Regions from separate parts of the Homo sapiens genome. Here region 1 is linked to region 2. A link is a contact called in ENCODE Hi-C or POLR2A ChIA-PET data. All regions are on one chromosome and are shown on one strand. Each heading gives the region's core, a stretch centred on a gene start or an enhancer-like site at or near the end of the contact. The rest is flanking DNA. Distances are from core to core; before and after follow the strand shown.

Region 1 (3,655 bases), core at 273-2,772, 310 kb before region 2:
GGATGGAAAGGGAGAGGATGGGCGGAATCTCTACATTTTACACAACATGGGCGAATTGGGCAAAGCAGCACTTGATCACATCACGTACAGCACAGGGCTGTGCCCAGATCCGCCTCCTTTCGCTCCAGCACCTCCACCTGCTCCAGTTCCCCTCGCTGTCTGGGCCGGGGATGGGCTGTAGCGGCTCACCCACCCTCTCTCCTCTGCATCCCTCGGTCTTCTCTTTTTCTCCCAGCTCCTGACATCTTCACGGCTTCCTGAGGGTGCTCTTTACGTTCCTGGTTCTCCCTGTTCATCAGGCTCAGCCCCATAAAGCTCAGCATGCATTTTCTTTAAAATCATTCTACTGGGTTAATGATTGTTCTTGGAATATTTTGAAATGTTTCTTCAGCCCATTTAATGCAACCAAACTGCATTTAATGCAATCAAATATACATTACCTGTTCCTCCGAATTGCTGTCTAAAATCTTAGAACATTCTGTTCAAAATTTTTTGGGGGACACTCCCATAGTAGGGAGACTAGCACCATGGTCCGCACTGGAAGGATCACCTCATGTCCAGATGCAGGTTCTGATGCAGCAGGTCTGGGCAGAGCCCACGACTCTGCATTTCCGCAGGCTGGCAGTGGTGAGGATGCTGCGGTCCAGGCAGGGAGCTGCTTTTGCAGGGTGAGGCGGTGGAGGGCTGCAACACACCCCCAGCCCCGTCTCCCTTCTCAAATGCTGTGAGGACTGGAATTCTCCATAGAAGAAGTTTCTTTTTTGGAGTAAAGAACAAAGGAAGAAAACTTACTGAGCATATCTTCTCTTATTCCAGGGGCTTGCACCAGTGTTGCCTCATTTAATCTTTGCAGCAACCTGTGAAGTAGACATAATTCTTACTCGCATTTTACAAACAGGGGAGATGAAGTTTCCCCAGGAGGCACTATGCTACTGCCTTCATTTCCTTCAGCCTGCCTCTTTCTTCCAGATCAGAGTACTGGGGAGAAGAGGACCCCAAGCAGCTAGGAGTCCAGGAGAGGGAAGGCAAAGCAAGGCTCCCAAAGTCATGCATCACATCTGCTGTCATTTAAACCTGTTGGCTGGACAAGGCAGGATTAGGAGTGAAAGGATGAACTGGCCCAGGAAAGGGATCCCCCAAAGATAAAAGAGTTGGAAGAGGAAGGAGGCATTCCGCTGGCGGCCTGGGAGAGGCCAGCTTTGATGTCCCAGGCTCTGCAGGTCAGGCAGCCCAGGAGTGGATCCTCAACCCAGGCTGGTAGCTGGGGGCATCAGGAAGAGGAGGCTCTGTGTTCCCAGCTCCCTGGAACCTGCCTGTTTCCCAGCAGAGAAGTGCTGAGGGGTCCCCGGGAATGCATTTATGCATCCCGTCCCATCCTGTAGGAGAGGGAAATCGGATACTCAATGTAGGAATGGTGTGCTAAAGAGAAAACGCCTCCTGTCGGTAGCCCCGCCACATAGAGGCAGTGCTTCCGTCACTGACGAGCTTTCAGAGAGGCGTGCAAACTCCAGACGCATCGCCAGCCGTCAGCCACAGAGAGCTTCCGTTTATTGCCCAATATCCTCTTAAGCTGTGACTTCTAATCACTGCAGTCATGTTAAAGCAGCAAGAGAGCAGCCGAGCCGCCGCCTCTGGCCCTCCATCTCTTCAGGGGGATCAACACAGGAAAGGTTTGCAGGGGAGTGTCAGTTATAAAGACATGATTTAACTGCCATTCGCAGTGGGCATGGCACCATGAAGAGGAAGGGCGCCGGGTGGGTGTCCGCCATCTATGCAGAGGAGCTTGCCAACATACAGACGTCTTCCTGCTAAATGCAGGTGTAAGAGATAGGAAAAACCAGTGTTTTCTCCTACTCTCACACACAAAATACAACACACTTCACCTCTGGTAGCCAAAACGTGTGGGTTTTTCCCCACACACCAAGCAGTTCTCCAGTGAACCGTAAGATATACGTAATAAATATATAGCTCAGGCTGAACGCAGTGGCTCACGCCTGTAATCCCAGCACTTTGGGAGGCCGAGGCAGGCAGATCACTTGAGGCTAGGAGTTCGAAACCAGCCTGGCCAACATGGCGAAACCCTGTCTCTACTAAAAATAAAAAAAATAGCCAGACATGGTGGTGCACGCCTGTAATCTCAGCTACTCGGGAGGCTGAGGCAGGAGAATCGCTTGAACCTGGGAGGCGGAGGTTGCAGTGAGCTGAGATCGTGCCACTGCACTCCCACCTGGGTGACAGAATGAGATCCTGTCTCAAAAATAAATAAATAATAAATAAATAAATAGCTCAATTCTGACGCTACTAGATGTGTCAGATCCTACAAATTGAGGGCTCAGCCCAAGACTGCCCCACTTTGATGTCAATCACGAGTCCCACATGGTAGCCTGTGCTTCTGAGTGACCAGCCATAAATCGGACTTGCCATGACCCCTCCTTGGGTTCGATTAATTGGCTAAAGCAGCTCACAGGGAAAGACTTTACTTACATGTGCCCATTTATTACAAAGGATATGGCACACAGCCAGATGAAGAGATGCGGAGGGTGAGGTTTGGAAGGGTTGAGCGCTGGACCTTCCATCCCTATGGGGCTGGGCTGGGCTACCCTCCCAGGATGTGGTTGTGTTCTTGTTCACCACCCCAGAGCTCTCCAAACCCTGACCTTTTGGGTTTTTATGGAGGTTTTGTTACATAGCCATGATTGATTACATCATTGGCCATTGGTGATCAATTCAGCCTTCAGCCCCTCTCACCTCCCAGGAGGGAAGTCAGAGTAGTAGGGCTAAAAATTCCAAAGCTCTGATCAATGGTTGGTTCCCTGGCAGCCAGCCCCTGTCTAGAGGCTGCCCAGGAACCCCCAGCTATCAGTTATTAAAGACATTTAGCACTTTGATAATTCCAAGGGTTTTAGGAGCTGTGTGCCAGGACAAAGACCGAACATATATTTCCTTTTTTTTTTCTTTTTCTCTTCACATATTTCTTATTATAAATCCCAGTGTCATAGCAGGAGTCTCCGGGTCTGACAGATGCACCCCAGAGCCCTTGCTCAGTATGGCAAACCCATCTAGAACATGTACGTCACAGACTGTACACAGTATAATCTCAGGAACTAAAGAGATAATAGTAGGTGATATTGATTCACACTGCTGTGTGCCAGACACTGAAATGTTTATGGGTATTAGCTCATTGAGTCCTCCAAGCAACTTTATGATGTAGAAACCAATTAACAGGAAGGGAAACAGATGTAGAGGGGCTGGCTGGCTTGCTTGGGGTCGAACACTGGGAAGGTGGCAGAAGCCATCCACGTGGGTGGTCTAGCTCAGCATCTGTGTCTCTGTCCAGCACTCGGCTGGCTGGAGTGAAGTGAGGGCACAAATGGGGCGAAAGAGGAAGGTAGGGGCTGCATCTGACAGGCCTGCTGGGGCTCCAGAGGGCGTCTTATTTCAAGTTCATTGCGAAGCTGCAGAAGGTTCCAAGGTTTCAAGCAAGAGAGGCAAGAGCGGGTTGGGGTTCAGGGCCAGCCTTGTAGCCGACAGCCCCGTCACACGCCATAAATGCCAACACTTCAAGAGGGACTTGACACTGAGACTGAGCTAGCGTGCCACCAGTGATGACCCACACAGCTCCACTTCTCTTCATGGGGTTTGGATTCGAGTTGGA
Region 2 (3,670 bases), core at 651-3,150:
GGGAGGGTCGCCAGGCAGTTGGCAGAAAGGTCGAGCTCCGTGATCTGGCAGGAGATGTCTATGAGCCAGTCTAGGTCTACCCAGGGCAGTCTGAGATGGGACCATTTCACACGGAGAGCCTGGTGGTGGAAAGAAAGGAAAAGCACATGTGGAGGGTGAGTTCAGGGCCCACATGGGCTTGGAATAAAGCAAGGGTTAATGCAAATGCGCGTCTGTGTGCCTGCTCCAGCCCGGGTCCCAAGAGGCCTGCACATGTCCTTCTCGGCCGCCGGCACCTGCCACGGTGGTGGGTGCAGAAGAGCTACCTGTTCCCATCGGCACCTGCGTCTCACAGGCAATCTGTGCACAGCGCCTGCAAGTCACCCTCCAACCTCCAGAGGGCGCCGGTGGGCGCGGGCTCAGTGCCGCCCCTCAAGAGGCGGCTCACAGGGAAGAGCGCGGCGGGATTGTCCACGTACAGAGGAGACCGCTGAAGCGTCCAGGCGCCTCCCCCAGACTGGAGAAGAAAGCTGACTCCCAAACCCAAGTCTCTGACCTCCCTTCAAGGCGGCCTTTCCTGTGATCAGAGGAGCTGCCGCCTGCAGCTGCCCGCACCGCGCCAGGGTGCTTGGTGGACAGGCTGCTTTCAGAGCGAGCCTGAGATACAGACAGACGATGGCCACACAATATATAAAAAACAGAACTCTGGCCCACGACCCACAGTGACCTGCCTAGGAAACCAACCTCTTTATCTATAGCAAACAGCCCGGGAAGCCAGTCTCTTGCAGGAGGCCAGCCTCTTTTTTTTTTTTTTTTTTTTTTTTTTTTTTTTTTGAGATGGAGTCTCGCTCTGTCGCCCAGGCTGGAGTGCAGTGGTGCGATCTCGGCTCACTGCAACCGCCGCTTCCCGGGTTCAAGCGATTCTCCTGCCTCAGCCTCCTCAGTAGCTGCACCACCACTCACGGCTAATTTTTGTGTTTTTATTAGAGACGGTGTTTCACCATGTTCGTCGAGCTCAGGCTGGTCTCAAACTCCTGACCTCGGGCAATCCACCCACCTTGGCCTCCCAAAGTGCTGCAATTACAGGCATGAGCCACTTCTTATCTCTAGTAACAACCCAGGAAGCTAAGCCATCATTTCCGTAAAAGTCAGTCTAAAATGGCCAGGACTTGGTTAATAACTGACCGATTCTCTAATTTTTGTCCTCACTTTCCATTTAGGACCAACCCGAGAGAGCCAACTTTGCACCCCTACCAATCCCATAGGATGCCCAGCCTGCAGCGAGGCCCCCCAGCTTCCCCACGACAACGGCCTCCCGGCAGGAGGCCCCGGAGGCCTTCCCTTTGTCCCACTAGAAAGCTCCCGCTCCTCTGCCAGCCTGTGGGTCTCTGCCACACGCAAGTCCTGGTGGCTGGCGCTCTTGCCGTTGAAGTCCTGCTAAACAAAATGTCTTTGCTCCACTCATTTCTCACTGGTCTTCCTTTATTTCCACCAGAGGGAGTCAGAAGGGCCAGCGGTTTTCCGGCATGGGGTGGTCAAAGGGACCTGGCGAAATATATGGGAGCAGGACTTTGCTCTTTCTTCCTGATTACCGAAGAATATTGGGCTCAATCAGGTTTCTGGGGAGAAGAAATCTGCTTTTGGGTCTGTTTCTTCGAAGCAACTGGAAATCCGTATTGGAAAATTAGAGGAGCAGAAATATGAACAAAAATTAGTGCTTCGCAAATGGGAAAATGTAACAAGCAGAGGCTACGAGAAAGGTCCCAATAACGTGGGATGAATTCCTCAAAAATTGGCGGCAGGTGACGGGCATCCCTATTTGGCCACCAGATGGCGATGAGCGCCTGTCTTTAGCTCCTCCTCCGCCCACTCCAGGAGTTTGGAAAGACTGGGCCTACGCCCCTCAACACTCCGTCCGGTCTTTGAACCAGAGGAATGAGGGACTCTGTCGCTCTGTCTGTCTGTCTCTCTGTTCACATGGATGAAAAGGGAAGGGCGGCACTGGATCTTAGGCCAGGAGGGTAGATTCTGAGCTGATTTTTTAAGACAAGTCACTCAATTGCCCTGGGCCTGTTTGATTGTTACTATTTTACTCCCCACATTTTAATTTTGAAAAATTTTTTAAATTTCAGAAAAGTTGCACTAGGACACAGTGAATACCTGTGCACTCTCCACCTCGACTCACTGATTGTTAAAACGCTGTCACATAGGCTTTTGCCCCTCTTTCTCCACACAAATACACACGCTTTTTATGTTTTGATGAATCATTTGCCAGTAAATTATACATCGTGATGCTTCACCCGTAAATACTTCAGCATGTATCCCTGAAGAATAATATTTTTCTACACAACAGCCGTATAATTATCATTTTCAGTAAGTGTAACATCAATACGATATTATTAAGTTCACAGCCCATGTTAGAATATTCTCAATTATCCCAGAAATGTGGTTTATAACTATTTTGTGTCCTGATCTGGGATCCCTTGACAATTGCATGACATTGCAATCACACACTGCATTACACTGTATGTTTCTTTACTTTTCTTTCATCTGGAAGAGTCTTCACACCTTTTAATGCCTTTTCTTTTTTTTTTTTTTTTTTTTATCACATTGTCGTTGCATTAAGTCCTGCAACTTTTAGCCTCTTCATCGGGGGCAGATGCTGGTGTGTTTCACTGCTTGTCTTATAGAATATCCCATAATCTGAATTTACTCAAGTTTTTCCTAAAGTTTAGATTAAAGTTAGCTATTTTGGGCAACAACCTTAGAGTCTAGTTGAGTGGTTCCCACTAAACCCCACCCGGGGCACCTGATATTAGGTGTTCCTGCTACAGGTGGTGCCCTGTTTGGTCTCATGGTTAAGGTGGTGTCTATCAGTCCCTCCTTTGTAAAGGTTAACATTATACCCTTTGCGATTAGTACACAATCTATGGGGTGATATTCTGAGACTATGTGACAATTCTGTGTTTCTGCATCCTTTTGCCCCATGGGTTTAGCCTCCGTTGCTGATCCTGGCCTGAATCAATTAGTACAACGGTGGTTGCAATGAGAAAGTTTTGCTAAAGCTACCTTTCTTTCTACATGTATTACCTGGCATTCTTCTGTATAGAAAAGCATTGCCTCCTCACCTGTTTAAGTATCACTATGGACTCATGGATTCTTTTTTTTCCCAAGTATCATTATTTTTTTGACACCCAAGTCATCCCCAATTTGTCCAGGGGGAGCCCCACTGGGGTGGGAGAGAGCCCCCTGTGTTCCTGTGACATATCGCTGTCAATTTTGGGACGCCTCCTTACTTCCCGGCAAAACAAGATCTTCCAGTCTCCTCTTGTACTTTCTAAGCCCAGGCCTTGATTCCCTTGAGCAAAAATTGGTATTTAGAAACCAAGATCTGGGTGTGAGGTGTGCTCATCACCGCTGGGGTGTCACTGCTTTTCAGCCCATTGATGGGACACAGCTCTGTATTTAACATGAGTGTGTTCTGATGCCTCCAATTCAATGCAGCAAAGGGGTTTTTTTCCCTCATCTTTCCATAATCCACAATTCACGACTGTATCACTCTTCATTCCATTATCATTGTTTTTAATCTGTTAAATAAGTGGCTTGGATCAGATGATGCCTAGGTCAGTTCTCGTCCCAATATTGTTTCCGGTGGTCGTCTTGCAAAGTACAGTGGCCTTTGGGTAGGAGT

The links. Hi-C counts contacts between places; a loop is a spot of excess contacts on that map. ChIA-PET counts read pairs that join two places held with the same protein, here RNA polymerase II (POLR2A). Pooled maps may share reads with other maps.
Region 1: POLR2A ChIA-PET joins it to region 2 with 10 read pairs in T-cell. The contact joins two enhancer-like sites. A Hi-C loop is called at or near these places in 2 of 50 pooled maps. POLR2A ChIA-PET finds 5 or more read pairs at or near these places in 2 of 52 experiments (T-cell and activated T-cell).

The regions. Positions count from the first base shown.
Region 1 is chr15:101,318,703-101,322,357 of GRCh38, reverse strand. All of the region lies in intron 18 of PCSK6 (proprotein convertase subtilisin/kexin type 6), which reads left to right. Among named protein-coding and RNA genes, the nearest start is that of PCSK6-AS1, 14 kb to the left of the region's middle. Within about 2 kb of position 1,522, at least 7 of the 41 ENCODE cell types and tissues checked have a DNase peak (open chromatin) inside an H3K27ac peak, as active enhancers do.
Region 2 is chr15:101,005,286-101,008,955 of GRCh38, reverse strand. It overlaps LRRK1 (leucine rich repeat kinase 1), which reads right to left. Exons shown (of 34, transcript NM_024652.6): 7 at 1-119. Among named protein-coding and RNA genes, the nearest start is that of LRRK1, 88 kb to the right of the region's middle. RefSeq lists enhancers at 370-699, 1,678-1,972. Within about 2 kb of position 1,900, at least 17 of the 41 ENCODE cell types and tissues checked have a DNase peak (open chromatin) inside an H3K27ac peak, as active enhancers do.